2 separate regions of the Homo sapiens genome follow, and region 1 is linked to region 2. Evidence: read pairs that join two places in POLR2A ChIA-PET (ENCODE). Cell type or tissue: GM12878. All regions are shown on one strand. Each heading gives the region's core, and the rest is flanking DNA. Links, peaks and the distances in the headings are about the cores only. Region 1 overlaps GARRE1 (granule associated Rac and RHOG effector 1). Region 2 has its middle 16 kb from the start of GARRE1.

Region 1 (16,197 bases), core at 7,848-10,347, 120 kb after region 2:
GAACATGAGTGGACTATTTTTCTTACTTTATAGAGAACAGAACTGAGGCTAAGAGAGGTTACTTGAACAGCTCAAAGTCCCATAGTTCAAGTAGGCTCCAGTCTAGGCCTGCCTACTCCCGGCAGCCAAGGTCAGCAGCCCTTTGTGGGGTGCTTTTTTCCTGATTATATAACCTGTTCTTTGCGATGCTTTTTTTTTTTGCCTAAACTCTAGGACCTATGACAGGTGACAGACACCCTCCTGCCTTCATAGAATACAGCTTCTCCTGGGCTAGACAATGAAAATACCACCAGAGTCATCTTAAAAAATTAGAGAAGGAATTTACAAACAAGAACAAACTAGGAGGAGGAATTAAGGGGGAAAAGCCAAAAATAAGTAAATTAGAAAGAAAAATAGAGTAGAAATTGCAAATAACTCTAAAGGATCTTTGGAAGACCAATAAAATGTATAAGCCAATTTATTCTAAGCTTGATTAAGGGAGAACAAAGAGAAACAAAATTAGGAAATAGAAAGGATACATTAAAAGCGCTTTAGTGGCTCATGCCTGTAATCCCAGTACTTTGAGAGGCTAAGGCTGGAGGATCACTTGAGGCCAGGAGTTCGAGACCAGCCTGGTCAACATCACAAAACCCTCATCTCTACTAAAAATTAAACAAAATTAGCTGGGTGTGGTGGTGCTTAGGAAGCTGAGGCGGTAGGATCCCTTGACCCCAGGATTTTGAGGCTGCAGTGAGCTATGATCATGCCACTACACCCCAGCCTGGCTGACAGAGAGAAACCCTGTCTCAAAAAAAAGCCACTTTAAGACAGTACCATCTAAGACTTAATAGCAATACATTTGGAAATTCAGCAGAAAATGGATTCTTTCCTAGCAAAATAGGCATTACAAAATTATACCAAGAAGTGGAAAACCTGGCCAGGCATGATGTCTCATGCCTGTAATTTCCAGCACTTTGGAAGGCTGAGGTAGGCAGATTGCCTGAGGCCAGGAGTTCAAGACCAGTTTGGCCAACATAGTGAAACCCCCATCTCTACAAAAAATAAAAAATTAGCTGGGTGTGGTGGCACATGCCTGTAGTCCCAGCTCCTTGGGAGGCTGAGGTGGGAAGATCGCTTGAGCTCAGGAGGTTGAGGCTGCAGTGAGCCATGATCACACCACAGCAGCCCAGCCTGGGCAACAAAGTAAGACTCTGTCTCTAAAAAATAAGTAAATACATAAAAAATAAAAAAGACTATCTACTAAAAGCTAATAGCAAATAGTGCCTTATATAATGAAACAAAAATCATTTCAGTTAATATCAGGAATCAGACAAGGGCGACTGTTATCACCTGTAGCATGTAACTTTGTCTTGGACTTCACAGCAAATGCAGCAAGACAAAAAGCAATAAAATAAGTGGTCTAAGCTTTGGAAAATGATAAATTAAGCAGCACATCTTTTTGCTGATAATAGAATTGAACCCCCCCCACAAAAAAAACCATCTAAAATTAGTAAGAGAATTTGGTAACATAGGTACATGCAAACTTTTTTCTCTAATTTAGCAAAAGGCATACACAGAAGTAGAAAATGTATTTCATTCACAGGGGAGTACTGTGAAATGTTACAAATAAGTATAGCAAATACTTGTACAAGTAAATCACCACCATAAGAGGACACTCCAGGCCGGGCGCTGTGGCTCACGCCTGTAATCCCAGCACTTTGGGAGGCCGAGGCGGGCGGATCACGAGGTCAGGAGATCGAGACCATCCCGGCTAAAACGGTGAAACCCCGTCTCTACTAAAAATACAAAAAAATTAGCCGGGCGTAGTGGCGGGCGCCTGTAGTCCCAGCTACTTGGGAGGCTGAGGCAGGAGAATGGCGTGAACCCGGGAGGCGGAGCTTGCAGTGAGCCGAGATCCCGCCACTGCACTCCAGCCTGGGCGACAGAGCGAGACTCCGTCTCAAAAAAAAAAAAAAAAGAGGACACTCCTTGCTGAAACACCCAGCATTTGTTACAGGAGGGAAGTTAATGCTGGGGTTAACACTCCTTTCTCTTTTTTTTTGAGACAGAGTCTCACGTTGTTGCCCAGGCTGGAGCGCAGTGGCGCGATCCCCACTTACTTGCAACCTCTGCCTCCTGGGCTCAAATGATTCTCCTGCCTCAGCTTCCTGAGTAGCTGGGACTACAGGTGCCTGCCACCACACCCAGCTAATTTTTTTTTTTTTTTATACGGAGTCTCGCTCTACCGCCCCGAGGCTGGAGTGCAGTGGCGCGATCTCGGCTCACCGCAAGCTCCGCCTCCCGAGTTCACGCCATTCTCCTGCCTCAGCCTCCTGAGTAGCTAGGACTACAGGCGCACGCTACCATGCCCAACTAATTTTTTGTATTTTTCATAGAGACGGGGTTTCACTGTGTTAGGCAGGATGGTCTCTATCTCCTGACCTCGTGATCCGCCCACCTCGGCCTCCCAAAGTGCTGGGATTACAGGCATGAGCCACCGCGCCCATAGAGATGGGGTTTTGCCATGTTGGCCAGGCTGGTCTTGACCTCCTGACCTCAGGTGATCCACCCACCTCAGCCTCCTAAAGTGCTGGGATTACAGGCATGAGCCACTGCATCTGACCATTGCTCATGTCTTCTGAAAATTCTTCATGCCGCTGCTCTTGCTGTTTTGTGCTTGCTCCCCTTGGGTGGATGGATGTAGGAAACCCTTGTGCCTGCAACCCTGGGCCACAAGAAGGGTAAACACCTCCATCCTGCTAAGAAACAGCAAGCCCACTGGCTGCCACCCACTGGTGTGGGCACAGTGCGTTTTCTCAGTTGATCATAGATGGTGTGTACATTTTTTGACTGTCATATAACTAAATCCAGAGTATAAACAGTATTTGTCAGAATTGTGTCATATTTGAGGCCGGGTGCAGTGGCTCATGCCTGTAGTCTCAGCACTTTGAGAGGCTGAGGCCAGCGGATTGCTTGAGGCCAGGAGTTCAAGACCAGCCTGGCCAACATGGCGAAACCCCGTCTCTACCAAAAATACAAAAAAATTAGCCAGGTGTGGTGGCACACACCTGTAGTCCCAACCACTTGGGAGGCTGAGGCACGAGAATTACTTGAACCCAGGAGGCAGAGGTTGCAGTGAGCTGAGATCACGCCACTGCACTCCGGCTTGGATAACAGAGTGAGACTTTGTCTAAAAAAAGATTTATTTTTAATAAATGAATAAGAATGTTATCATATTTGACCTCTGAGTCCTGGATACCTCTTCTGTCTGTAGACTACAAATCCTACTCTTTCCCTTCTGGGTGTTCCTTTCTGCACCTGAAGTCCATGGTGTAGTTTTCTACAGACCTTGCCCCGAGGGCATAAGATCTGCATAGCCCTTGATGCAGATTAAGGAGGGGCACCCCTCTGGACAGAATCAGAGGGCGCCATCTAGTGGCCCCGTCTAGATAGGCAAAATCAGTGCGGGATGGGGAACGGGAGACAGGCCAGCATGACTGAAATCATCTTGTGACAGTGCCCTAAGGATAAGTTGATAATGGGATTGTGCCCTAGTATCTTCCCTAATTTTAAGCTAAAAAATGCATTGCTGAGTCACATTTGATTTATGATGCATGGATGCTTTCCTGCCATATGTTTTTTTTGACACTTTCTGTAAACGCCATCTGTGCTTTTCTCCCATTTGTACTGCCCTGTATATCCCCGTTCAGCATTGCCAGTGTTTCCAGCCACCTCTTAAAGCATTCTGAAGTTTCATTTTATTCTTTGCCACACTTAAGATGTTCAGATGGAATGAGCAAATCTCCTGTCAATAGCCAGGAAAATACTAGATCAAACTTTAGCTTAAGTGGGATCAGCATATAACCTCTATCTGGCTGACCCCAATGCTTTGATGCTTTGTTAACGTTCAGGTTATCAGTTGGCCAAAGTCATCATCTGATTTTCGAAGTTGTTAGCTAATGACTCTAGGCTACATACAGAGCACCAAGACAATGGACTTTTTTTGAGTTGGAGTTTTGCTCTTGTCACCCAGGCCGGAGTGCAATAGCGCGATCTTGGCTCCCTGCAACCTCCGCCTCCCAGGTTCAAGTGATTCTCCTGTCTCAGCCTCCTGAGTAGCTTGGATTACAGGTGCCTGCCACTACGTCCAGCTAATTTTTGGTATTTTTAGTAGAGACGGGGTTTCACCATGTTGGCCTGGCTGGTCTCGAACTCCTGACCTCAGGTAATCCACCTGCCTTGGCCTCCCAAAGTGCTGGGATTACAGGTGTGAGCCACCAAGCCCAGCCCAGTTTTGTTTTGTTTTGTTTTTAAAGACAGGGTCTAGCTCTGTCTCTCAGGCTGGAGTGCAGTGGCGCAATCTTGGCTCACTGCAACCTCCACTTCCTGGGCCCAAGTGATCCCCCCACCTCAGCCTCCCAAGTAGCTGTGACTACGGGTGCACACCACCACACCCAACTAATTTTTTTTTTTTTTTTGAGACAGAGTCTCACTCTTTCGCCCAGACTGGAGTGCAGTGGCACGATCTCAGCTCACTGCGACCTCTGCCGCCTGGGTTCAAGTGATTGTCCTGCCTCAGCTTCCCGAGTAGCTGGGATTACAGGCGCCTGCCACCGAACCCAGCTAATTTTTGTATTTTTAGTAGTGGTGACAGGGTTTCACCATCTTGGTCAGACTGGTCTTGAACTCTTGACCTCGTGATCCACCCACCTCAGCCTCCCAAAGTGCTGGGATTACAGGCGTGAGCCACCGCGCCTGGCCCACACCCAGCTAATTTTTGTAGAGATGAGGTTTTGCCGTGTTGGCCAGGCTAGTCTCGAACTTCTGGGCTCAAGCGATCTGCCCACCTCAGGCTCCCAAAATGCTAGGATTACAGGAGTGAGCCACTGTGCCTGGCTGATGCTGGAAATTTTTTAAGTAATTAGTATTTGTCTTTAAAATCTAGTCGTAGGGAAATCAAACCATTTTTCTCTCTTTTTGTTTCTTTCACACTTAGCCTGCCTCTATCCTAGGCATAGCCCTTCATGACAGCCCTGGCACACACCATGCCTCAGCCCTAGGTGCGGCAAGTCCCATCTCCCCACAGCAGGGTGCTGGGCACAGCCTACAGCCCACGCTGTGGGGCACAAGCCTGGCAGCTCCTCACTGCCTTTCATTGCATGTGTGACCAGCACGTTAGCAAAGCGTAGGGAAGGACCAAGAGGCCAGTTTGTCCCCAAACCCGGTTTATTCCTTTGTCCCAATGCAGTGGGCTCAGACCCAGAGTTTGCACGCTATGTGGCAGGAGTGAGCCAGGCGATGCAGCAGAAGCGGCAGGCCCAGCACGGTCGCCGGCCAGGCAACCCCCGGGGCAACTGGCCGCCTATGGATGACGCGCATCGGACCTGGCCCTTCCCCGAGTTCTTCACAGAAGGGTGAGTGCTGGGTACTTCAGGGAATCTGAGCTTGAGACCCAGGTGTCCCCCGAGGGGCCTGTGAGAAGAGAGGCTCCTTGCCTGTGTGCATTCTTTTCAGGCAGTTCAATTCCAAGCCCCCATGTGAGAGAGTGACATGGGATGAAATCTTTAGGGGTCAGAGTCATGTGGCTGACTGTTAGATGCCAAGTAGTGTGATGTATCCCTGTGAACGTGCCATTGGTATACATTCATGATTTTCAAAACAGACTCTTCAGCCCTAGACAAGGCTCTTACATGATGGTGCTTGTGAGGTGAAGGCATGTTTCACACGGCCTTTATACTGAACTGAGTGTGGCTGCGAAGCCCACGTGATTTATGGAACGCTGTCATTATAGCCTATGAAAAGCAAAAGTGTACAATTGAGATTCTAGTATATTGAGAGAATTGCAAATTTTTATTGTAAAGACAACTGGGGATTTTTTTATATCCCATATTGCTACATGGTTAATAAATCTGGATGACTAAAGACCAGCTCAACTTTTTGTTTTTTCTTATTTTTAAATTTTTTTTTTTACTTAAAAATTTTTTTTCTTTCAACTTTTAAGTTCAGGGGTACATGTGCAGGATGTGCAGGTTTGTTGCAAAGGTTAATGTGTGCCATGGTGGTTTGCTGCACAGATCATCCCGTCACCTAGGTATTAAGCCCAGCATCCATTAGCTATTCTTCCCCATGCTCTCCCTCCCTTGCTTTTTCTAAAACAAATTTCATATACAAACCATAGGCTTCTTAGAGGAATAAAGGGAATTGATGAATATGTATTACTTTTGAAATAAGGCAAAGGAGGAAAACCTCACGTTTTAAGAAGGGAGAGACAAGAGACCACTATTTGGTTATGGGATGAATGCAGGGTAAGGACTGCCCTTTCAGGGTGGGGTGGCGGGTGGTGGGGCTGCAGGAGGCCCTGGCCCAGCTTCTCTCTCTGGCTTTCAGGGATGGCCTGCACGGTGGCTGGTCGGGTGCTCAGGGAGACTCTGCCAGCTCGAGTGATGAGACATCCTCAGCCAACGGGGACAGCTTGTTCTCCATGTTTTCAGGGCCTGACCTCGTTGCTGCTGTCAAGCAGAGAAGGTATGAAGGGATTTCTAAACCAAGGTGGGGAGAGAAGGGCATGTGAATGCAACCCATGGCTCACTCCCTGGGAAAGCCAGGAGCCCAGTCACCTCCAGTCTCCCTGTGTGAGAGGAGGGGCTCTTCCAGCAATGCCTGGCTGAAGCCTCTGAAGAGCACCTGCAGGAGGCGGTTTCCACAAGGAAGAGCCGGCCTCATCTTGTGCAGATCAATTTGGGAGACGGGGTGGCCGGTGCTGGTCTGTGCCTTGCAGGAGGCACCCATTTCTGTGGGAAGAGCAGGCCTTTGGTTGCGAGTTCTAATCTGGACTCACCAACAGGCTCTGCAACCCTAGACAAGGGGCTGGCCCTCAATTACCCTCCATCTCTTTATTAAAGATGGATAAAATGACCTCTGAATGGCGTTTCAAAGTTGGGAAAAGTAGTAATTAGCTTTCAAAAGTAGTCACAAAAATTAAAATGGGCTCTGAACTGAGAGGAGAGCTTGGTTAGAAATAAGTAGAGAAACTGCTGTGGATATGAGAAAGCAAGGTCAGGGTGGCAGACTAAGGACCATGGGCAGGAGTAGAGGGCACGCAGGGCTCCCAGGCACTCGAAGCCATGCTGTAGAGCAGAGTGGGAGGCCGGGTTACTTGGTCCCTGCTGGACAGGCCAGGCTCTGTCAGATAGGCAGTGGGGAGCGGGTAGGTGAAGACAGAATGGTACTTGCACAGAATAGTAGTGGGGTGGGGGGTGGCATTGACCAATCACGAGCACACATTCAGATGCTTTCTGTCCACACTTGTAGTCCCAGCTACTCGGGAGGCTGAGGTGGGAGGATCACTTGAGCCTGGGAAGTTGAGGCTACAGTGAGCTGTGTTTGTGCCACTGCACTCTAGCCTGGGCAACAGAGTTAGACCCTGTCTCAAAAATCAAACAAAAAATCATGTCAGGTTAGGCTAGGTGCTCTGAAGGAAAATAAAGCAGGGTATGAGGGTAGTAAATGCAGAGAACAGGTGGATGTTCTATTTCCAGCACTTAGTCAATGAGGCTTCTGATGAGCAGAGAGCTGAACAAAGTGCGGCAGCAACTGGTGGGGAATCGGCAGTGGGGTGTGGGTGAGGTAGGAAGAGTCAAGGATGACACGCAAGTTTTCTGCCTGAGTTTCTGTGAAGGGCGCCATGAACTGAGGTGCTAAGCCTGCAGGAGGAGCAAGTTTGAACCGGGGGTGGAGTTTGAGACTTTTCTTTCAGACATATGACTGATTCGACTTCTAAGAAGTCACATCTGGCACCATCTCTGCAGAGACTGTTGTCTGCATGCAGGAGTGCTGGCTCTGATCTGGCCACATCCTGCCTTTTTCATTCAACCTTGTAACAGACTTTCATGTGATTAGTAAAACGAATGGGCTTTAAGTCACATATCCTTAGTGCTTGGAAACAGTATCTCTCTCTTTTTTTGTTTTTTTGAGACGGAGTCTCGCTCTGTTGCCCAGGCTGGAGTGCAGTGGCGCGGTCTTAGCTCACTGCAAGCTCCGCCTTCCGGGTTCACGCCATTCTCCTGCCTCAGCCTCCCAAGTAGCTGGGACTACAGGCGCCCACCACCATGCCCGGCTAATTTTTTGTATTTTTAGTAGAGACAGGGTTTCACCATGTTAGCCAGGATGGTCTTGATCTCCTGACCTCGTGATCCACCTACCTCGGCCTCCCAAAGTGTTGGGATTAAAGGCGTGAGCCACCGCACCCGGCCGGAAACAGTATCTCTTAAATAAATTAACAAAAAGCCGGCCGGACTCGGTGGCTCACACCTGCAATCCCAGTACTTTGGGAGGCTTAGGCGGGCAGATCACCTGAGGTCAGGAGTTCGAGATCAGCCTGGCCAACATGGTGAAACCCCATCTCTACTAAAAATACAAAAATTAGCTGGGCATGGTGGCACGCACCTGTAATCCCAGCTACTCGGGACGCTGAGGCACAAGAATTGCTTGAACCTGGGATGCAGAGTTTGCAATGAGCTGAGATCATGCCACTGCACTCCAGCCTGGGAAACAGTGAGACTCAGTCTCAAAAAAAAAAAAAAAAATAAAATAATAATAATAATAATAATAAAGCCAAAGAAGGTGGACTCAGCAGCTGAGTAAACCAGTGCCTGTCTTTGCCTGCCACCTCCACCCCCAGCTCCTCCACCTGCACTGGCAGTGCAGGAGCGCCGTCATTCACTGCTGGCTCCCCTTAGCCGCCTTTATGCCATTGACCCAGGCAGGCCTCCTCCCCTCCTAGAACCAGGGCCTGGAGATGCTGGAGCCTAGCACTAGTGTGTACCCTACAGGTGGGCTGGGCAGGAAGCCAAGCAATCACTGCCCTGAGCTCTTGGTTCTTGCAGGAAACACAGCAGTGGAGAGCAAGACACCAGCACGCTGCCCTCACCACCTCTCCTCACCACGGTGGAGGATGTGAACCAGGTATTCAGGCAGGCTCTGTGGGCACAGACTTGGGCTAGCTTCCACAGCTGCAGTTTTCAGAGGGCCTCAAAGTAATGAGGGATCTTCTTTGTGGTGATTAATTTTGTGTAAATGATTAGCCACCTCAGCTGACTCAGAGCCACAGGAAGCTCTACGGCTGTGCTGTCCAGTGTGATAGCCATTCACCACATGTGGCTATGTAAATTTAAATACAAATAAAAATTCAGGCCGGGTGTGGTGGCTGATGCCTGTAATCCCAGTGCTTTGGGAGGCCAAGGCAGAAGGATGGCTTGAGGCCAGGAGTTCTTGACCAGCCCAGGTAATATAGACACTGTCTCTGCAAAAAAATTAAAAGATCAGCTAGGCATGGTGGCACATGCCTGTAGTCCTAGCTGCCCAGGAGGCTGAGGCAGGAGGATGGCTTGAACCCAGGAATTTGAGATTACAGTAAGCTATGATTGCACCATTGCACTCCAGCCTGGGTGACAGAGCGAGACTGCCTCTAAAATACTTTTTAAAAACAATCAGCCGGGCGCAGTGGCGACGCCTGTAATCCCAGCACTTTGGGAGGCCAAGGCGGGTGGATCACGAACGAGGTCAGGAGATCGAGACTATCCTGGCTAACACGGTGAAATCCCATCTCTACTAAAAATACAAAAATTAGCCAGGCATGGTGGCATGCGCTTGTAATCCGAGCTACTCAGAAGGCTGAGACAGGAGAATCGCTTGAACCCCGGAGGCAGAGGTTGCAGTGAGCCGAGATCGTACCACTGCACTCCAGCCTGGGCGAGAGACAGACTGCATCTCAAAAAAAAAAAAAAAAAGTTCCTTTCCTCAGTTTGCACTAGTCACATGTGGCGAGTGGCTACCATACTAGACCGTATAGGCACAGAACATGGCTATCATTGCAAGAAGTTCTGTTGGACAGGGGTGTGGGAGTGAGTGGGGCTCTCACCCGGCTTCCTAGGAGGGAATAAGGGCCAGGCATCTGGGGAGGTGGGAAATGATGATACATTGCCCGAAATGCCACTAAGAACTCTCTTTTGTTTCTCAGGATAACAAAACCAAAACGTGGCCACCCAAAGCACCCTGGCAGCACCCTTCCCCGCTTCCCAGCACGCTGCCCAGCCCCAGCGCACCACTCTATGCAGTCACCAGCCCTGGCAGCCAGTGGAACGACACCATGCAGATGCTGCAGTCCCCAGTGTGGGCCGCAACCAACGACTGCAGTGCCGCTGCCTTCTCCTATGTGCAGACCCCACCCCAGCCCCCACCCCCACCAGCACACAAGGCAGCACCCAAGGGCTTCAAGGCCTTCCCTGGGAAGGGTGAGCGCAGGCCAGCCTATCTGCCCCAGTACTGACCCCAGGCCAGCCAGCCTGCCTGCCTGCCTGCCTGCCCGCCCAGAGCTGTGGGGATGAGTGTCCCCACCCCAGGGCCACTTAGCTGACACCAGCCCCTCAGAGGACCAGTGCGCCCCATCCCAGGGAGGGTTCCTTGGGGACAAGGGTGGTTGGCAGCTCCAAGCCTTTAAACCTGGCTTCTGAAACGATGGCATCAGAGCCCTGGAGAGCCAGCTGGAGACACAGGCGTCTGGCCTTCAGGGGCTTGCTAGGGAACCTGCATGCCTAGTAAGCGCCACAGGTGACTCTGATGCAGGCGCCACAGCCACACTTGAAGAAACACAGCTCTTGGGTTTTTAGTCCTGCTGTGTGTTGGGAAGACATCAGGCCTGAAAGCTGAGGGCATAACTGACCATTTTTTGGAAACCCTCTCCTCCCTCCTCCACACCTTGAGTGATGACCACACCAATCACTGTATTTTATAGCTTTTTTTTTCATGTAGGTTTTTAGTTAAAACATCTCCTGCCTAAAATGCATTGAATATTTTAAGATAACAGATATACTGGCTGGAGGTTTGTTTAACACTATCTATATTTAAGCTTATACAAAATGGGCAAAATATAGAATATTTGTGATTGGAAGCAGTCACCTGGGGTTTCTGGGGGTGGACAGTTCCTCGCCACCCAGCAGCACCCTGGGACTGCGGCCTTTCCCAGCTTTATTGAAGCAGAATGGTGGAACTTGTGCCGGAGGTACACTGCTGAAGGTGCGTGGCGGTGGACCAGCCAGCTGCTGTCCATGTGCAGAGCAAGGCTGCACCTGCTGCCCTTCGATCCTTCCACACATGGCCAGGACACTGCCACAATCCTCGGGGTGTGGTCAAGGGGCACTCAGAGACACCTGCACTAGAAATTGCATTGACATTGTGAGCTGGCTCAGAAGACAAACCAATTAAGATGTAGATAGAAATTAATTTAAGGTCTTTTCTTAAAAAAAAAATCCACCTCATTTTCAGTTAACATGTGCCATTAAATAGATAACATCCTGTGGATTTAGGGATATTTTCCAGCCAGAATGGATCCAGAAGAATTGAATGGTGCTTAAATTGAGAAATAATAATAAATATATCTATATAGAATAGACATATCCCACTGTATATTAATTGAGGTTACAGAAAGTTCTTTATATAAAACTTATTTAAATTTTTCATATTTCATCTTTGAAAAAGTCTGAGAAAAATCCATAATATTTTCTGGTATGAAAGTTTGACAGTATTAATATTTTTTTTATATTTTCTTAAATCATTAAACCATTTTAATATATGTTAACTACTAATAAATGGTTTATTCTTTCTAACTCCATATAAGCTTTTCCAGCAAAGATTGTAATAACACATTTATGTTCTCGTTTTTCTACAGATATAAGTAAATTTATATATAAAAATACCAAAAAGAGGCTGGGCGTGGTGGCTCACGCCTGTAATCCCAGCACTTTGGGAGGCCGAGGCAGGTGGATCACCTAAGGTCAGGAGTTCGAGACCAGCCTGGCCAATATGGTGAAACCCCATCTCTACTAAAAATACAAAAATTAGCCGGGTGTGGTGGCGTGCGCCTGTAGTCCCAGCTACTCGGGAGGCTGAAGCAGAAGAATCGCTTGAACCCGGGAGGCGGAGGTTACAGTGAGCTGAGATTGTGCCACTGCACTCCAGCCTGGGTGACAGAGTGAGATTCCGTCTCAACAAGAAAAAAAAAAAAGAATATATATATATGTATGTATGTATGTATGTAAACACACACACTAATTTGAGAGGACCCGTAGGGTGTCTGAGCCCAGCCACCTGAGTTTTTAGTACTGTGTTGTCAGGCTCTTCCCAGGCCTCAGGTGTTGTCTTTTGTGCTGTGTGGGGATGCATTGCTGCCTGTATTTATGATCTTTTGCCGTGGTTCTGAGCATTCACCTCACCATGTTTACAAAGAACTGTTTTGTATATAGACATTTTCAGGCACGTGCTTTGCACCAACCCTGCGTGGCTCTTGTCTGTGTTAGCTGTCACGGTGTGCACACTAATCTCTGTTAAAGTTGTCTATGGCTGTTCTACTTGTAAGATAGTTTTCTATTTCCTTCAGTAATGTGTCCACAGTACCCTGTATTTCGAGTTCCATTATACTGAAGTACTCATGTTTTAATAGTGCCTCTCCAAAGGCCTCACCTTGGACAGAGGTCAATCCTTGATGCTCCAGCACAGGTGACGTCACTAATTGTCACTTTCCAGTTTGTTTTTCTCTATTAAGGAAGACATTTTCTAATTGCATCTCCATGGGCTGTGAGACTGTGTGAAGCCGTTTGTGTGGTCTCCATGTAGGTGCTGTGTTCCCGGCACCGCCTTGCTCTGAACACTGGTAATTCCAGGTGCTGCGCTTGGCAGAGGGGTCTCGCCAAAGCGCATGTGTGTGCATGTGTGAACGTGTGTGTCCTTTGCATGGTTGGGCGTGGGTGCCTTGCTAGGGCATCAGCAGGACATTGTGTGTATAGTTACAATGCTTCCAAACTGGAACTCTACATTTTGTATCTTTTAAAGCTCCTATAAGTAAAATAACTATTGGCTTTATTAAAAATATACATTTAATAATACTTTGTATCCTTGTTTAAAATGAACTGCAGAGGACATTATGTCAAAAGCCCTGCCTGACTCATTGCTTTGAAAAGCTGCATACTGAGTTGGTTTTTAGGTCAGCCTGTCCTCTGATTCTAGCAAGGGGAAGACCACTTGGGATATTACGGTGAGCTGAAGTGGATGGGCAGGAGGGAGAACAAGCAGCTACGCCTCCCCTATTGGCTTCCCTAAGGCCCAAGCTGGTTTAGGCCCCTGTGCAGGGGGAGCCAGTGCAGTAGTGAAGGAGACGTCCTCTGCAAGGGTGCAAGCTCTCTGGGTTGGGGTCTACCAACACCCATGTTCCACCAAATGTGGATGCTGTGACTTGCCCAGCCAGCTTGTCCAATGACGAGACCCAAGAATGAGGGCTTGTTTTACCCTCTTCCCAAACCAGGGACCCAATCTATGGCAGAGATACTGTGCCTTACAGGGATAAGAAGGACCTGTCTCTGCCGGCCGCAGTGGCTCACACCTGTAATCCCAGAACTGTAGGTGGCTGAGGCAGGTGGACCACAAGGCCGGGAGATCGAGACCATCCTGGCCAACATGGTGAAACCCCATCTCTACTAAGAATACAAAAATTAGTCGGGCATGGTGGCGTGTGCCTGTAATCCCAGCTACTCAGGAGGCTTAGGCAGAAGAATCGCTTGAACCAGGAAGTCAGAGGTTGCAGTGAGCCGAGATCGCACCACTGCACTCCAGCCTGGCGACAGAACGATGGGGCTGTCTCCAAAAAAAAAAAAAAGCCAGGCACTGTGGCTCACGCCTATAATCCCACCACTTTGAGAGGCTGAGACAGTAGATCATGAGGTCAGGAGTTCAAGACCAGCCTGCCCAACATGGCGAAACCCCATCTCTACTAAAAATACAAAAAATTAGGTGGTATGGTCGCAGGTACCTGTAATCCCAGCTGCTTGGAAGGCTGAGGCAGGAGAACTGCTTGCACCCGGGAGGCAGAGGTTGCAGTGAGCCAAGACTGCTCCACTGCACTCCAGCCTGGGCAACAGAGTGAGACTCTGTCTCAAAAAAGAAAAAGAAAAAAAGAAAAAAACAAAAACAGGACCTGTCTCACTGGATGATGCCATCGTGTTAAGCAGAAGAAAGATAGTATCATGAGACCCACAAATGGAGGGCAGGTCACAGGAGCATTTCAGCTCATTTTCATTTACAGAAAGACAGCACCTCAGTGGAACCTTTTTTGACGACCTGAAGAAAATGGAGTAATGTGGGCATTAATATATAAGCTGCTGGTGTAGGAACCACTCTTCTTTCTGCCAAGGTGCCCTGAAGTTGAGCATGGGGACCAAGTCCCAGAGCCTTCCAAATGCACCTCAGGACAAAGTTGCTCGGTAACGGCCATGTTGCCTGAGAGTGCTCAAGAATACACTGGAAGTTCATATTAAAAAGCTAGCAGGGGCTGGGTGTGCTGGCTCACGCCTGTAATCCCAGCAATTTGGGAGGCTGACCTGGGAGGATTGCTTGAGGCCAGGAGTTCAAGACCAGCCTGGGCAACATAGTGAGACCCCATCTCTTTAAAAAAGCCCATATTTTATTCCAGAGTGTTCCCATTTAACACAAGCACCCAGTTCTCTTGACTAGTTCTGATTCACAGCAGTGCTGGAGGCCAGAGGGCAGAAGTCCCGCAGCTCTGGCTGTGTGCAAATGAGTGGGGAGGGAAGCTGAGCAGATGCTACACCTGAGCTACTACTGCAAGGGCTTCACAGGCCTTGGCCCATCTGAGAAATGGGGGAGGATGCGCAGGCATCTTGAGGTACTTGGGAGGCTTGTGACCTTCCTCTCCCACCTGGGGGCTCCTTGGATAGGGGGCTTCCAGTTTGGAGGCTGAGATGCTGCATGCCAACCATGCGGCTGTGAGGGGATGGCCTTTTGTGCACTGTGTGGCCACTGCTGTGACCTGCCTCCTGTTGTGGAGACAGGAAATAAACCTTCCCAATGATCAGCTTCTCTACTGCCCAAAAGCATGTATGTGGACAGCATGACTGGCTACCTCCCAGCGACAGGTACCCAGGAGTCTGAGGCACCTCCAAGGGTAGACTCTGGAAATAACACATGCACCTAGCCTTACAGCACAGGGGTGAGCTCCTGGGCCCAGGCCTGTGTGTGTCAGTGAGGGGACTGGATGTGGCTTGTACTGGAATATTGACTTGGAGATGTGGGCCTAGGTGAGGGAGAAGGATTGTTTCAGGCGTGTCACATTCATTTCAACATTCACGAATGTCATATAAGGGCTAGGCCCTTGCTAGGAGCCAGGACTGCAAAGATACAGTCCCTGCCTTTAAAACTCAGTATTTTAGGGGAGACAACCCATCTTTCCCATCCTTGATAAGAGAACCACCATCCACCAGCAACCCAGTTGCTCAGGCTGAAATCCCAGAAGATATTCTTCGTTCTTTTATTTCCTCATTCAACTAATCAGCAAGTCCTATAAGTGTATTCCCAAGCACACTCAAATTCCACCATGTTCTGGCCAGGCGCGGTGGCTCACGCCTGTAATCCCAGCACTTTGGGAAGCTGAGGCGGGCGGATCACCCGCGGTCAGGAGTTCGAGACTAGCCTGACCAACATGGTGAAAACCCATCTCTACTAAAAAATACAAAAATTAGCTGGGCATGGTGGCAGGTGCCTATAATCCCAGAGAATCGCTTGAACCTGGGAGGCGGAAGTTGCAGTGAGTTGAGATCTCACCATTGCACTCCACCCTGGGGGACAGAGCAAGACTCCGTCTCAAAAACAAAAAAATTCCACCATGTTCTTACATCTCCACTGCCATCTACCTGGACTTCACCTGGCTCCTGCCTCTCCCCCCACAGCCTCAGGGTTTCCCATGCACCCTCCCCTACTTCCAAGTAGCCTTGCCGTGTGTCCTCCAACTTGCCTGTTGCTCCCAAGGCTGCTTGGGCCTCTCCATCGGTTTTCTGGGGTCAGAGCCCATCTTCCAGCCTGTCTTCGTTTCTCATGATAGCACTCAGCACTCTTCTGGAATTTTGTGTTTGCATTTGTGTCTCACTGGAATGAAGGCCCCATGAGAGCAAGGAGCGAGTCTTGTTCATGGCCACATGTGCAAGGTGCAGGACAGCTCCTGTGACCACCACAGTGCAACTTGAGACAGATGAAAGGACGAGTTGCTGGGGCCAGAACTTACGAATTCTAATACTGAGCAAAAAGACAGAACTAGAGGCCGGGTGCGGTGGCTCACGCCTGTAATCCCAGCACTGTGGGAGGATCACTTGAGCCCAG
Region 2 (16,197 bases), core at 3,539-6,038:
ATAATCTTTGGGACCACCATTGTATACCCAGTCCATCGTTGACCAAAACATCATTAAGTGGTGCGTGAGTACTGAGGAATGTGAGGGGATGTGTTTTGGTTGTCACAATCACTGGGGATCACCACTGGTATTTAAAAGTAAGGGCCCGGATGGTAAATGTCCTGTGCTGTGCCACACAATCAGTTGTCCAACCCAAAGTGCAGTAGTGCTCCTCTACTCTGAGAAACACTGGCTAAAGTCCCTCCACATGGAAAGACAGTAAGTGGGAAATTATTTCCTGCCAACTTGAAAAAAAAAATTTACTACTTAGGAAATTGTCCGCTTGGGAATATTAATAATAAAGGGAACTTACTTCCTGTAGCACATCAGCATTGTGGAAACATTACCACATAGGAGTTAGGGCTTCATCCTGTTCTCTGTCAGTGCTTCACAAATCTCTGATCAGAATCTACCAAGGAGCATTTTTAAGTACAGATTCCCAGGCCCAGAGAGTGATTCTGAAGTTCCCTAGTACAGCAGAACCCAACCTTTTTGGCACCAGGGACTGGTTTCACCAAAGACAGTTTTTCCACAGATGAGCAGGGGGTATGGTTTTGGGGTGATTCAAGTATATTTATTGTGCACTTTATTTCTATTATTACATTGTAATATATAATGAAATAATTACACAATTCACCATCATGTAGAATCAATGGGAGGCCTGAGCTTGTTTTCCTGCAACTAGATGGTCCCATCTGGGGGTGATGGGAGACAGTGACAGATCATCGGGCATGATCAGTGAGTGCGCAACCGAGGTCCCTTGCATGCAGAGCTCACGATAGGGTTTCCAACCCTATGAGAATCTAATGCTGCTGCTGATGTGACAGGAGGTGGAGCTCGGATGGTAATGCTCACTCATCAGCCCGCCTCTCACCCGCTGTGCAGGCTGGTTCCTAACAGACCACGGACCACGACCGTTCTGCTGCCCAGGGATCAGGGACCCCTTCTCTAGTAGGTCCTAGGAATCTTACTGATCCCACAGGTAGTTGTGATTAGCTAGGTTTGGGAAGATGACTGTACAACACCAAAGCTGGTTCCTGCTTTGGGGGTGTTGATATATTTTCCACAGTAGGATTATCTTAGCATTTTTCCCATCCTTCCAAACCCAGTATATCCAGATTGTGACTGGGGCATGAAGAGAGGGATGGGACTAAGTGGAAAGGAGGGAACAGTTTTGCAGGATGGAATCAGGGGAAATGGGGAGGTTGAGACTCGAGTTTCCTCCAGAGTTTGGGTGCTTTGAGTACTGAGTTTTATTTCGTTTTTATTCCTGGCATAGGGTTTGTGTTCCTTCTGTCTCTTAATTTTGCATGCCAGTTGTCCCTGCCTCTGTGGGTTCTCTGCCCATCAGAGAAGCCGCTCCTTCTGCAGGGCCCCTCTGTCCACAGCATGGCTGAGAAGCAACTTCTTTTCCTGAGAAGGGTTACTTAGGCCATCCAATCACATCTGGATTCAGTGTGTTGCAGGATCCCCCTGCCCTGTTAGTTCAGAGATTAAGCTGTTTTACATAGTAAAGGTGGGGAGAGTGTCATGGTATAAAGTAATCCAGGTGAATGGTCTCTTCCTGTAGGAGTGCAGGTGTCACCAATTTGCTTTAGTTTACCTGTCCCGACTGGTTTTGGGGTTTTTTTGAGACGGAGTCTCACTCTATCACCCAAGCTGGAGTGCAGTGGCGCGATCTTAGCTCACTGCAACCTCTGCCTCCCAGGTTCAAGTGATTCTCTCCCCTCAGCCCCCCGAGTAGCTGGGATTGCAGGCGTGTGCCCCCACACCCAGCTAATTTTTGTATTTTTAGTAGAGATGGGATTTCACCATGTTGGCCAGGCTGGTCTCGAACTCCTCACCTCAGGTGATCCACCTGCCTCGGCCTCCTGAAGTGCTGGGATTGCAGGTGTGAGCCACTGTGCCTGGCCTGTTCTGACTCTGTTTAAAAGATAACAAGTATTAGGCTGGGTGCGGTGACTCACGCCTGTAATCCCAGCACTTTGGGAGGCTGAGGCGGGTGGATCACGAGGTCAAGAGATCGAGACCATCCTGACCAACATGGTGAAACCCCGTCTCTACTAAAAATACAAAAAATTAGCCTGGTGTGGTGGCGGGCACCTGTAATCCCAGCTACTTGGGAGGCTGAGGCAGGAGAATTGCTTGAACCTGGGAGGCGGAGGTTGCAGTGAGCTGAGATTGTGCCACTGCACTCCAGCCTGGGCAAAAAGAGCGAAGCTCCATCTCAAAAAAAAAAAAAAAAAAACCACGTATTATTAGTAAAATTGAAATCAAACTTAGGGAAGTATCATAGTACCATTAATCTGTCAATCTGAAGATGCTAAAAGGAGATTTGCTTAGCAGGCTGCCTTGGCTTCTCCAAGATGGGGAGACAGACAACTTCTTGGAAGCAGTGTCCTCCAAACAGAAATTGGTCAAGGAAGGGAAGTGGGAGAGAGAGCTTTGACTAGCAGAGGCTTGGAAGCCAGCCAGCCAGCAGCCAACAGTGCATGTGTGCATTGGGAAGCTAGTGGTCCAGGGACCAGGCACTGCTCCTGTGGGATCCATCCCAGCCCTCTAAGGAGCGGTGCAAAGGTTCTTATCCTATTTATCGGAGCCAGTGTCCAGAAAAGGAAGCTTGTGGTTTGAGACATTCTGTAAATCCGGTTCCAAGAGCACGAGGTAGGACTCTGAATCCGATGTGGTTTCTGTTCTCGGTGATGGTGCAGAGCTGTGAGCCAGTGGTAGGGTGTCCTTTAAATTCCAGCTCAGTACACTAGTTAATGAACTTGGCTGACTGATAAAAATGTTTTCAGGTTTAGCTCATGAACATATCAACATAGACCTAAATATAATTCCAGTTTGTCATGAATGTTGATTTTTTGAGGAAATGCTTTAAAATGTACTGATGCCCATGTTGTGGTTGTAAGGAAACAAAGCAGCTCTGTGAGGCCAAAGCATATTTCAGTTCAATAGTGAGGCTTTCTTAGAAAGAATGACTCATAGTCACTCAGAGTTGAGTCGCACAGAAACAACCGAGAGCAGACAGCAAGGAACGGCAGGGCCCAGAAGGTCCAGCCTTTCCCTCCAGGCTGAAGGGTTAGGGAAGATCGCCAACCTTAAAGGGGGTGTGAGAGGCCTGGGCCCAGGTGAGATTGTACTGAATTCCAGTAAACAGTGTACAGTCATTCCAGGACAGAGGACAGGAACATGTTTACTAGGTGTCTGGAGTGCACCTCTATAATCCTCATACACACTAATCCAGATAATCCTGGGATGCTGGCCTCACGCAGGATTGTTGATGAGAATGCAAATCCCAACATTGCAATTCAGGATTTTGCTTCTACTGAAAGCATTTTGTCAATGTTCTCTTTTGGGGTTAGCTGGGTGACAGTTCTCCCTTGCTGGATTCCCAGTACTTAATAGCGTTTCTTTGACTCAGTGGATATGTGGAACATTGCAGACTGCAATTTATAACACAGAACTGGGTATATATTTTCATTATAAAAGTAATACATGTAAAAAGAATGCAGGCCTCTTCTCTGATTGGGTGGTATTTTTAAAAAGAAACAAAGAATGCAGGCAGTGTAGATTATGTTTGTTTTTTAAAGGAAAGAGAAGAAAAAATTCTCTAATCCCACCACCCACAGCTGACCATGTTGACACTATTTGGGTGTATATTCTGTCTGGCATTATCCTGTACAGGCATATGCTCTTCAGCAAAAATGGATTTGGCCGGGCGCAGTGGCTCAGCCTGTAATCCCAGCACTTTGGGAAGCTGAGGCAGGCAGATCACTTGAGGTCAGGAGTTCCAGACCAGCCTGGCCAACTTGATGAAACCCCATCTCTGCTAAATGCAAAAATTATTAGCTAGGCATGGTGGCGGGTTCCTGTAATCCCAGCTACTTGGGAGGCTGAGGCAGGAGAATTTCTTGAACCCAGGAGGCAGAGGTTGCAGTGAGCCAAGATCGCGCCATTGCACTTCAGCCTGGGTGACAAGAGCAAAACTCCATCTCAAAAAGAAAAAAAGAAAAGTAGATGGGCACAGTGGCTCATGCCTGTAATCCCAGCACTTTGGGAGGCCAAAGCAGGAGGATTGCTTGAGCCCAGGAGGTTGAAGTTGCAGTAAGCCATGACCACACCACTGCACTACAGCCTGGGTGACAGAGTCTAAAAAAAAAAAAAAAAAAAAAAAAAATCCACATTTCTAAATGGGAAAATCTGAAGGCCTTGATCTGCTGCCAAGGGTCATTGGCTGTGTCTTTTGAAACATTTTTATTATGAAAGTGTCATGTGGTTATAGGATATGAGCTGCTTCAGCCCGGCACGGTGGCTCACACCTGTAATCCCAGCACTTTTGGAGGCTGAGGAGGGCGGATCACCTGAGGTCGGGAGTTCGAGACCAGCCTGACCAACATGGAGAAACTCCATCTCTACTAATCATACAAAATTAGCTGGGTGTGGTGGTGCATGCCTGTTATCCCAGCTACTCAGGAGGCTGAGGCAGGAGAATCACTTGAACCTGAGAGGTGGAGGTTGCGGTGAGCCGAGGTCACTCCATTGCACTCCAGCCTGGGCAACAAGAGTGAAACTCCATCTCAAAAAAAAAAAAAAAAGAAATGAGCTGCTTCAAACAGGTCCTCACTAAAGACCAATGACTGGCATTGCCTGAGCAACATAGGGAGACCTTGTTTCTACAAGTTATTTATTTATTTATTTATTTATTTATTTATTTATTTATTTATTTATTTGGAGCCAGAGTCTCGCTCTGTCGCCCAGGCTGGAGTGCAGTGGCACGATCTCGGCTCACTGCAAGCTCTGCCTCCCAGGTTCACGCCATTCTCCTGCCTCAGCCTCCCGGCAGCTGGGACTACAGGTGCCCGCCACCACGCCCGGCTAATTTTTTTTATTTTTAGTGGAGACGGGGCTTCGCAGTGTTAGCCAGGATGGTCTCGATCTCCTGACCTCATGATCCGCCCGCCTCGGCCTCCCAAAGTGCTGGGATTACAGGCGTGAGCCACCGCACCCGGCCTATCCAAGTAATTTTTTAAAAATTAGCTGGGCGTGGTGGCGCGTGCCTGTAGTCCCAACTACTTGGGAGGCTGAAGCGGGAGGATCACTTGAGCCCAGGAGGTTGAGGTTGCAGTAAGCCATGACCACACCACTGCACTCCAACCTGGGCAACAGAGCAAGACCCTGTCTCCAAAAGAAAAAAAGAAAAGTACACATCATAATTACCTATGTAACCGGCACCCAGATTATAAATCAGATTATTAACAGTACCCCAGAAACCCACCAAGCTCCCTTCCAGTAGTCCCCATCCCTTCAAGGCTAACTACAGTCCTGACTTCTGACACCATAGATTACCTTTGGTGTTTTTATATAAATGGAATTACACAGTATATACTCTTGTGTTTGGCCTCTCTACTCAGCATTGTGTTTGGGATTCATCTCTCTTGTTGCATTTGGCCATGGACTGTTCATTTTCATTGCAGTATAATATTCCATTGTGTTAATAGACCACAGTTGCTTCTTTCTACTGTTGATGCCGCATTTGGGTGGTTTCTAGCTTCTGGCTATTAAAATAATGCTGGTACTGTTTTTTCCTTCGGGAGAGAAGCCAGAACTAGAGTGGGTGAGAGGAATGCTGACCTAGCCCTCTTGAGGACTTGGAGCATGGTGAACCATATGGTAGTGCTCTGCTTGTCACTAACCATAAAGTACCATACAACCCTGATGTACAGTAGACATAGATGTAGATAATGGTATATATTAGAGCAGATCCAGAGTCAATCCTCCGTGTGCCTAGCCTCAGTCCCCTAAGGACAGTGCTCCCCCATTGCCCTTACTCACTGGCAGCAGTGGAATATTTCTTGCCCTACAAAACTGTGTTCAGGATGTGGATGCGGTCTCCTTGCTTCCCTGCTGATAAAAACTCCTACCCCAGTGAGGTTATGTGATCCTCTCACTCTCCTGGTGATGACCATTTAATGACCTGATCTCTGCCCATCATATCGTGAGAAGTCTGATACTCATCTTCCTCTTCCTCTCCCCTTCTGTCTTATTCAAAGTGACTTCAGCTGTTGTGTGATCTACCCATCTGTACTGGGGGTCCCCAGGGTAATCGCACGCATGGCTATGACAGTGTACAGTGACAGGATACAGTGACAGGATACAAAGCAAAATTCACAAAGGGAAAAGATGTGTGGGCAAAGTCTGGAGGAAACCAGGCTCAAACTTGCAACGGGGACTTAGAAAGCGGAGCCTCACGGGATGTGCTTAGCTTCTCCAGCAGGGAGTTGCAACAACATGCGTGGGATATTGTCTGCCAGGGAAGCTTCAGACTTAGTTGCCCAGGGTTTTTACTGGGGGCTGATTATGCAGACACCCTCTGCGTGGCACGTGCCAAAATTCCAGGCTCCCAGAAGTAAAGCACAAGCAAACCACATTGTTTACAACAGTCTGGATACAGTGCACCACTCCTACCAGTTCTGGGAATGGCGGGAACCCTCCTGAAATCCAGATGTCAGGCGAGAGCCAAACTTACAAGCAGGCCTTGTAAATGACAGCAGTCAAACCTGCTTCGTTAACTCCTCTGCACACTCGCCCACACCCTGGCTTCCGTCCTTGTCCTGTGACATTTTCCTGTTGTCCCCTCCTACCCAAAGCTGTAGACACACCTGGACCTTGTCCATCAACCTCAACTGCAACCACCTCCAAATCACAGACTTAGACACCCCGCCCTTTGACCTTCCAGCTGTCTTGCTGAAGAAATAGCTAAAAAAAAAAAAAAAAAAACATAAAAAAATTCAGGCCAGGCGCGGTGGCTCACGCCCGTCATCTCAGCAATTTGGGAGGCCAAGGCGGGCAGATCACGAGGTCAGGAGATCGAGACCATCCTGGCCAACATGGTGAAACCTCTGTCTCTACTAAAAATACAAAAATTAGCTGGGCATGGTGGCACATGCCTGTAATCCCAGCTACTGGGGAGGCTGAGGCAGGAGAATCGCTTGAACCCCGGAGGCAGATGTTGCAGTGAGCTGAGATCACGCCACTGCACTCCAGCCTGGCAACAGAGTGAGACTCTCTCTCTCAAAAAATAAATAAATAAATAAATAAATAAAAATTAAAAAGCAGTGACCTAACCCATTCCCTTCCTTAGTAACTGTTTTTAGCCTGGTGCAGAACTCCAGGTCCAGAATCTTTATACTTTCTCCGGCTTCATTAGTTCCCCCGTGCTTTCTCCACCGCCATCTCCAACCATCCTAAACTCCATGACTCACTCTTCATTTATCTTGCAAATACCCTAAACTCCTTTGCTTCTCTTTTGAGAAGCTCCTGCCTAGAGAAACTTCAACCCTAAAAGCATCCATTCATCCACATTGTCAATGTCTTCACCCAGGGGGTTGAGTCCTGAGGACAAGAATCACAGTTGAGCAAATCAATGCCACTGTAAATAATGCTGATTACTACCCTCAACCTTGGCCCTCAACTTTGTATATTTATACCTCAACCAGGTATATTTCTTTGTATATATATACCTCAACCAGGTGTATTTCTGTAATCACTGTGCCCTTAACTTTGCATCAAAACCAGTATATTTCTGTAATCATCTCTCTGCAGTCAGCAAGTGGTCTTACCATCTATTTCAAAGACAGCTGGTGGCTGTTGGATGAAAACAGTTTCAGACGCTTACCACACTCTAAACCAGCCTCATCTGCATCCCAGGCCCTATTAAAAGGAGGTAGGGGCTGGGTGCAGTGGCCCATGCCTGTAATCCCAACACTTCAGGAGGCTGAGGTGGTAGGATTGGATTGCTTGAGGCCAGGAGTTGGAGACCAGCCTGGGCAACATAGCAAGACCTCATCTGTACAAAAAATTTAAAAATTAACTGGGCTTGCTGGCACATACCTGTAGTCCCAGCTTCTTGGGAGGTTGAGGTGGGAGGATCACTTCAACCCCAGAGACTGAGGCTGCAGTGAGCTAGCTATGATTGCCGAGGCAGGTAAATCACTTGAGCCCACGAGTTCGAGATCAGCCGGGGCAACATAGTGAGACCCAGTCTCTAACCAAAAAAGAGAAAGGAGATTATTCTGGGGATCCTATACCTCCCACTCCTGTTTAACTGTCAGGATTCCTGAAGTGAAGGGAGACTTCACTTCTCAAGCCACTTGACCTATTCCACTGAAACAGTTCTTGGTAAGATCACCAACAATCTCCAGTGAGCATTTTTGTTTTGAGACAGGGTCTCACTCTGTCACTCAGGCTGGAATGCAGTGGTGCGAACACAGCTCGTTTCAGCCTCCTGGGCCCAGGCGATCCTCCCATCTCAGCCTCCAGAGTAGCTGGGACTACAGGTGTGCCACCACAACTGGCTAATTTTTTAATTTTTTGTAGAGACATAGTTTTGCCATGTTGCCCAGGCTAGTCTCGAATTCCTGGGCTCAAGTGATCTGCCTGCCTCAACCTCCCAAAGTGCTGAAATTAGCACCCAGCTGTATGTATTATCTTGGTTTTGTTTTTGTTTGTTTACAATTTTTTCCCCTGGAGTTTCTGATTGGCTCTTGGATGTTCTCTGTTACTTGGAATCTATTCCACTCTCCTTGTACTCACCAACTTTCTAGTTTAATTCAGACCATTTCTTCTTTGGACAGTTATTTTCTGTACAGCTTTTGGGTTTTCCTGGAGTTTCTGAATGTTTGTTCTTGCTGGTATTTGTTGCCTTTATCATATTCTCAAGTTTTTCCAACTCCTCACCCATACTATAATTCAGTCTACAAAATCTCCTTTTTTTCATACAGACTGTTCTTCCATAACCTTCCACCATTCTGCTAAGATCCAAACAGGCCAGGCATGGTGGATGATACCAATAATCCCAGTACATTGGGATGCTGAGGCAGGCAGATCGTTTGAGCCCAGGAGTTCGAGACCAGCCTGGGAAACATAGTGAGATCTTGGTGTCTAATAAAAAAGAAAAAAAATTGAAAAAGATAAATAACAAATAAAACCCAAATATATTGCTTCCAGGTGTCAACAAAGTCATGATCCTGAGATTTTGCCATCACTGCTCTCCTGGGCTACAATTAGAGTTGCTGGCACCATGTTTTCCATTCCTTTGTTTACTGGAATTTCTCCTTAGGGAGCTTTCTAGACAGGAAGGTCTCTGTCACATCTTCTTCCTCGTTTCTTTTTTTTTTTTGAGACAGAGTCTCACTCTGTCGCCCAGGCTGGAGTGCAGCGGTGCCGTCTCGGCTCACTGCAGCCTCTGCCTGCCAGCTTCAAGTGATTCTCCTGCCTCAGCCTCCCGAGTAGCTGGGATTACAGGCACCCACCACCACACCTGGCTGATTTTTGTATTTTTAGTAGAGACAGGATTTCACCATGTTGGCCAGGCTGGTCTCGAACTCCTGGCCTCAGGTGATCCGCCTGCCTTGGCCTCACAAAGTGCTGGGATTACAGGCATCAGCCTCTGTGCCCAGCCCCAGCCTTCTTTGCTTATTTAACAACAAAACGTCGAAGCAATTCTTATCTTAGTTGCTGACCCTTGATCTAGCATGCAGTGATGTTAAGTCTAATGCCAATTTGATTTTTTCTTTTCATTGTAGATTACCTGTTTCTTCCTCTGTGGAAACAGCATATTATCCTTTCTGTTAAGAAATGTTATGACTTCTCAAGAGTGTGGGTCTTTTTGTTTCACTCCAGTATTATGCTGGGCAGTTGTTAGGCCCTTTTGATTTAATGGTTTGTGTCTTCCCTTTAGCTTGGGTAATTTTTTTCATACCATCCTCCCTGTACTTTCACTAGAAGTCTCTTTTACTCAGATATAAGAGCTGCCCATTCGGCCGGGCATGGTGGCTGACACCTGTAATCCCAGCACTTTGGGAGGCTGAGGCGGTCGGATCACTCGAGGCCAGGAGTTTGAGACCAGCCAGGCCAACATGGTGAAACCCCATCTCTACTAAACTACAAAAATTACTTGGGCATGGTGGCACATGCCTGTAGTCCCAGCTACTCGGGAGGCTGAGTCAGGAGAATCGTTTGAACGTGGGAGGTGGAGGTTGCAGTGAGCCGAGATCGCACCACTGCACTCCAGCCTGAGCGACAGAGAGAGGCTCCATCTCAAATAAATAAATAAATAAATAAATAAATCCCTGTATCTCTTAGTTTTTTCTGCTATTTTCTTTCCTTTGCTATTGTTCATCTTAGTCTCTTTCCTGTAGTAGGCTTTATTAAAATATCAGTGGATTCTTGGCTGTCTGTCATTAGAAGGAGGCAAACGGGTGCCCTGGAGCTCTCTGTGTGACCAGGATTTGTTAACCAGCAGTGTCAGCTTTAAGGTAGTGATCTTTATTCTTGAGATTTCCGAATTCCAGAGGGCTTTGTTGTAGGATGCCAATCTCTCCAGATCCCACAGATGTCTACAGAGAAGAATCTTCCTTTTTTTTCTTTTAATCCTGATATTTATTTATTTATTTATTTATTTTTGAGACTTGAGTCTCGCTCTAACATCCAGGCTGGAGTGCAGTGGTGCGATCTCAGCTCACTGCAACCTCTGCCTCCGGGTTCAAGCAATTCTCCTGCCTCAGCCTCCTGAGTAGCTGAGATTACAGGCACGCACCACCACACCCAGTTAATTTATCCATTTATAGTAGAGACAGGGTTTCACCATGTTGGCCAGGATGGTCTCAAACTCCTGACCTCAAGTGATCCACCTGCCTCAGCCTCCCAAAGTGTGGGGATTACAGGCATAAGCCACCACACCTGGCCTATTTTTATTTTTTTTTTTTTTGAGATGGAGTCTTGCACTTTCGCCCAGGCTGGAGTGTAGTGGCACGATCTCGGCTCACTGCAAGCTCCGCCTCCCAGGTTCACGCCATTCTCCTGCCTCAGCCTCCCGAGTAGCTGGGACTACAGGCGCCCGCCACCACACCCGGCTAATTTTTGTATTGTAACAGGGTTTCACCATGTTAGCCAAGATGGTCTCGATCTCTTGACCTTGTGATCCGCCCACCTCGGCCTCCCAAAGTGCTGGGATTACAGGCGTGAGCCACCGCGCCCGGCCTATTTTTATTTTTTGAGAGAGAGGGTCTGGCTGTGTCACCCAGGCTGGAGTGCAGTGACACGATCTCGGCTGGCTGCAACCTCTGCCTCCTGGGCTCAAGCCATCCTCCCAACTCAGCCTCCCGAGTAGCTGGGATTACAGGCACACAACACCACGCCCAACTGGTTATTAAATTTTTTTTGTAGAGATGGGGTCTTACCGTGTTGCCTAGGCTGGTCTCATTCTGGTCTCAAGTGATCCACCCACCTCAGCCTCCCAAAGTGCTGGGATTACAGGTGTGAGCCACTACGCCTGGCCCTGTGAGGTATTTTTCAGCAGCTTTCTAGACTGACAAGAGCAGCTGGAAGCATGGCAACCCCAGGCAGAGCATAGCGTGCTGCCGCCTCGACTGTGCTCAAGGGGCGCTAGCGTGCGGGAGGAGCCACCTGCCTGGGCCTCTGGAAGGCTTCTGCCTCTGAGCCAGCAGGTACAACAGGGAACAAGAGTGAGAAGGGGACTTGAAAACAGGAAACCTAATTGAAGGTCTGCACAAGTAGTGAACAAACCTGTTTCTCACTGCTGCAGTCGGCATGGCTTATAATTAAGCAGCATACTGTTACAAAAAACAAACAAAAGAAAGAGTCTTGGCTGGGCGCAGGTGGTTTATGCCTGTAATCCTAGCACTTTGGGAGGTTGAGGCGGGTGGATCACTTGAGGCCAAAGAGTTTGGGACCAGCCTGGGCAACACAGGGAGACCCCATCTCTACAAAAAAAAAAAAAAAAAAAAAAAACAAAACAAAACAAAACAAAAAAAACACTAAAATATTAGCCAGCCATGGTGGCATATGCCTGTGGTCCCAGCTACTCAGGAGGCTGAGGAAGGAGGACTGCTTGTGCACAGAAGGTCAAGGCTGCAGTGAGCTGTGATCATACCATTGCACTATAGCCTGGGCAACACAGTGAGACCCTATCTCAAAAAAATAAGTAAAATTTTAAAAAAAATTAAAAATTAGCCGGGCGTAGTGGCGTGTGCCTCTGGCTCCAGCTACTCAGGAGGCTGAGGCAGGAGGATCCCTTGAGCCCAGGAGGTTAAGGCTGCAGTGAGCCATGATTGTGTCACTGCACTCCAGCCTGGGCAACAGAGCCAGACTCTGTCTCAAAAAATATATAAAAATAAAAAATTATTTTAGAAAGAAAAATACTTGACAGGCTTATTCCTGCCCAATTCAATTTATAACTGTTTATTCATGTGTTGACATCTTAATGCAGTCTTTTTAAATAAAAGCAACTTCATTAAGAAAGTAAAGGAATAAAAGAATGGCTACTCCATAGGCAAAGCAGCCTTTAAGGCAGTCTTTTTTTTTTTTTTTTTTTGAGACGAAGTTTCCCTCTTGTCGCCCAGGCTGGAGTGCAATGGCGCGATCTCGGCTCACTGCAAACTTCGCCCCCCAGATTCAAGTGATTCTCCTGCCTCAGCCTCCCAAGTTGCTGGGATTACAGGCATGCGCCACCATGCCCAGCTAATTTTTTTTTTTTTTTTTTTTGAGACGGAGTTTCGCTTTTGTTGTCCAGGCTGGAGTACAATGGCTTGATCTCAGCTCACTGCAACCTCCGCCTCCTGGGTTCAAGTGATTCTGTTGCCTTAGCCTCCTGAGTAGCTGGGATTACAGGCATGCGCCACCACACCTGGCTAATTTTGTATTTTTAGTAGAGACGGGGTTTCTCCATGTTGGTCAGGCTGGTCTTGAACTCCCGACCTCAGATGACCCGCCTGCCTCGGCCTCCCAAAGTGCTGGGATTACAGGCGCGAGCCACCGTACCCAGCCAGGGCAGTCTTAAAGGCAAAGAAGGTGAACATTTGTGCTTAATTTCCCATCTAGAGTGAGCAAATCTCTCTGCCTCTACCCTGGTTCAAAGCCCCTTCACCTCTTGCGTGGACTATGTTAACCTCCTCATTGGTTATCCTCTCTTCATACTGCATTCTTCTGTGCCATATTCTGTGCAGAGGCCAGAATGCACTTTGGGGAACACAAATCTGATTGTCAAATTCTGTCACATGTCTTAGAGAAGGCATCTAATCTGGATGCCTTAAGAGATGGTGGCCAGGCAGGGTGGCTCAAACCTATAATCCCAGCACTTTGGGAGGCCAAGGCGGGTGGATCACTTGAGGTCAGGAATTCGAGACAGTCTGGCCAACATGGCGAAACCTGTCTCTACCAAAAATACAAAAATTAGTTGGGCGTGATGGCGCATGCCTGTAATCCCAGCTACTCAGGAGGCTGAGGCAGGAGAATCACTTGAACCTGGGAGGCGGAGGTTGCAGTGAGCCCAGATTGTGCCACTGCACTCCAGCCTGTGCGACAGAATGAGACTCTGTCTCAAAACAAAAAAGAAAAAAGAAAAGATGGTGTCCTTCTGGAAGTTGTATTGCCGCAACTATGGTCTGATGGGAATGAGATCATGGTGTCAAACAGACCCATGCTAAGGCAGCCCCCAGGCAGAGACTCCTCTCCCCATGGCCTCAGTACTGGTCTAGAACTCTGAGTCATAGATCTAAAAATAAGTCACAGGGCTGTGAGCTAGCAGGACAGCTGCACACCTCTGGGTCTGTGGCAAGCCAGTGGTCCGCAGTGGGGATGCCCTATGTCCAGCACTGCTGCTGCTCCTTCGTCTAGAGGCCTTCCTTGACCGATAAAGCAAGCAATGCTGGGTAGCCCACACCCCCTATAACTTTGGCCTGGAGGTGTCCCTGGATCAGATGCCTGTCTGAGTCTGGCTTCCAGACTGTCAATGGCTTGCTCTGCAGCTTTCACCAACCCAGGTCACGACTTGTGCTTACAACACCTCTTTGGCCGGGCACGGTGGCTCATGCCTGTAATCCCAACACTTGGGAGGCCTAGGCGGGTGGGTCACTTGAGGTCAGGAGTTCAAGACCAGCCTGATCAACCTGGTGAAATCCTGTCTCTACGAAAAATACAAAAATTAGCCATGCGTGATCAGGTGGCACGCACCTGTAATCCCAGCTACTCGCGAGGCTGAGGCAGGAGAATCACTTGAATCCAGGAGGCGGAGGTTGCAGTGAGCCGAGATCGCACCACTGCACGCCAGGCTGGGGGACAGAGCAAGACTCCGTCTCAAAAAACAAACAAACAAAACACCTCATGTCTGGGCCAGCCTGCTTTCCTCCTCTTTTAGCTGGTACTTGGTTTAAATCTGGAAATCCTGGAGTCTTTGGAATTCCATTGACCTGAGCTGGGTTACTGTCCTGGTGTCTGTCTCTAGCACGGTTGGAAGGTAACTGTTCTTATGAATGGAAAGGAGGTGTTGGTGTCAGATGTGTTTATAGTTGCATTATCTCAACTTGAACTTCGTCTTGTTCTCACCTAACTTGAGGAAGCAAGGAAATTTGGAATTCAAATATTCTAATAATATTTGTTATTAAGTGAGGACATTCAAATCATACATTCAAATATTAGTAATGTCTGTTACAGCAAACTACCAGAAAAGGACAGCAAGCTACAGATGACCTGGCAATGATGAGCCCATAGGGACTGTTAGTGGGAAGGCTGACAGTTCCTGGCACGAGCCCCAGGGTGCCTTCTAGAGCAGGCTAACATCTTCTCACACTTGATCCCGCCCCTGCTCTCCCATGCACAAACGGGGTGTGCAAACAGTCTGTTTAGCTTTTCAAAAATAAAGAGGAGGCCAGGCGCGGTGGCTCATGTCTGTAATTCCAGCACTTTGGGAGGCGCAGGTGGGTGGATCACTTGAGCTCAGGAGTTCAAGACCAGCCTGGCCAATGTGGTGAAAGCCCATCTCTACTAAAAATACAAAAATTAGCTGGGTGTGGTGGTGTGTGCCTGTAATTAGCTGGGATTACAGGTGCGTGCCAGTACTCGGGAGGCTGAGGCAGGAAAATCACTTGAACCCAGGAGGCGGAGATTCCAGTGAGCCGAGATGGCGCCATTGCACTGCAGCCTGGGCAAGAAAGCGAGACTCTCTCAAAAAAAAGAAAGAGGAGCTGTCCAGGCGCAGTGGCTCATACCTGTAATCCCAGCACTTTGGGAGGCTGAGGTGGGTGGATCCCTTGAGATCAGGAGTTCGAGACTAGCCTGGCCAACATGATGAAAACCCATCTCTAAAAATACAAAAATTAGCTGGGCGTGGTGGCATGTGCCTGTAATCCCAGCTACTCAGGAGGCTGAGGCAGCAGAATCTCTTGAACGGGGGAGGCGGAGGTTGCAGTGAGCCAAGATCACACCAGTGCACTCCAGCCTGGGCGACAGAGCAAGACTCCGTCTCAAAAAATAAATAAATAAAATAAAATAAAAATAAAGAGGAGATTAAAATTCTCAGCAAACTAGAAACAGATGGTAACTTTTTTTTTTTTTTTTTTGAGACGGAGTCTTGTTCTGTCACCCAGGCTGGAGTGTAATGACGAAAACATGGCTCACTGCAGCCTCCAACTCCTACACTTAATCAGTCCTCCCACTTCAGCCTCCCAAGTAGCTGGGACCACAGCCGTGTGCCACCATGCCTGGCTAATTTTTGTATTTTTTGTAGAGATGGAGTTTTGCCATGTTGCCCAGGCTGTTCTCACACTCCTGGGCTCAATTGATCCTCCCACCTCAGCTTCCCAAAGTGCTGGGATTACAGGCGTGAGCCACCTTGCCTGCCCTACAATTAAGTAAAATATCAAAATACAGAAACATCATTTGTTTCTGTCTACAAGCAACAAGTAATTAGACAATGAAAAGTCAAAACATTGCCATTTGTAATAGTACCCCACCAAAACAATAAAATACCTAGCAATCTAATGAAAAATGTGCGAAAAATGTGCAAGACTTCTACACTGACAACTGCAAAACACTGTTGGGAAAAGAGCATATCTTCAAGACCTTGGAGTAAGCAGAGAGGACACAAAAAGTGATCATGTCTTTGAGGCTGAGGTAGGAGGATTGCTTGAGCCCAGCAGTTCAAGGCTGCTGTGAGCTATGATTGTGCCACTGCACTCCTACTGGACAACAGAGTGAGACCCTGTCGTAAAAAAAAAAAAAAAAAAAAGTGACTGTCTGCAAACAACCCCATTACCCCCTCCACCACCAAGAGCACTTGGCTGTGAAAACCCCTTTCCT

The links. ChIA-PET counts read pairs that join two places held together with the same protein. Peaks named below come from ENCODE experiments on the same cell type or tissue, not always from the same donor. Only the 100,000 strongest peaks of a DNase experiment are listed, where the experiment ranks them.
Region 1: POLR2A ChIA-PET joins it to region 2 with 6 read pairs; 6 of 35 experiments call an interaction of 5 or more read pairs at or near these places.

The regions. Positions count from the first base shown.
Region 1 is chr19:34,342,650-34,358,846 of GRCh38, forward strand. GARRE1 (granule associated Rac and RHOG effector 1) reads left to right here. Exons shown (of 14, transcript NM_014686.5): 11 at 5,228-5,393; 12 at 6,367-6,504; 13 at 8,865-8,943; 14 at 9,998-12,917. The coding sequence ends at 10,306. Among named protein-coding and RNA genes, the nearest start is that of GPI, 14 kb to the right of the region's middle. In GM12878, for the core only: no CTCF peak of the experiment used is centred there; a DNase peak (open chromatin) is centred at 8,993.
Region 2 is chr19:34,230,142-34,246,338 of GRCh38, forward strand. No RefSeq gene overlaps it. Among named protein-coding and RNA genes, the nearest start is that of GARRE1, 16 kb to the right of the region's middle. RefSeq lists a silencer at 5,890-6,090 and an enhancer at 7,727-8,299. In GM12878, for the core only: no CTCF peak of the experiment used is centred there; no DNase peak of the experiment used is centred there.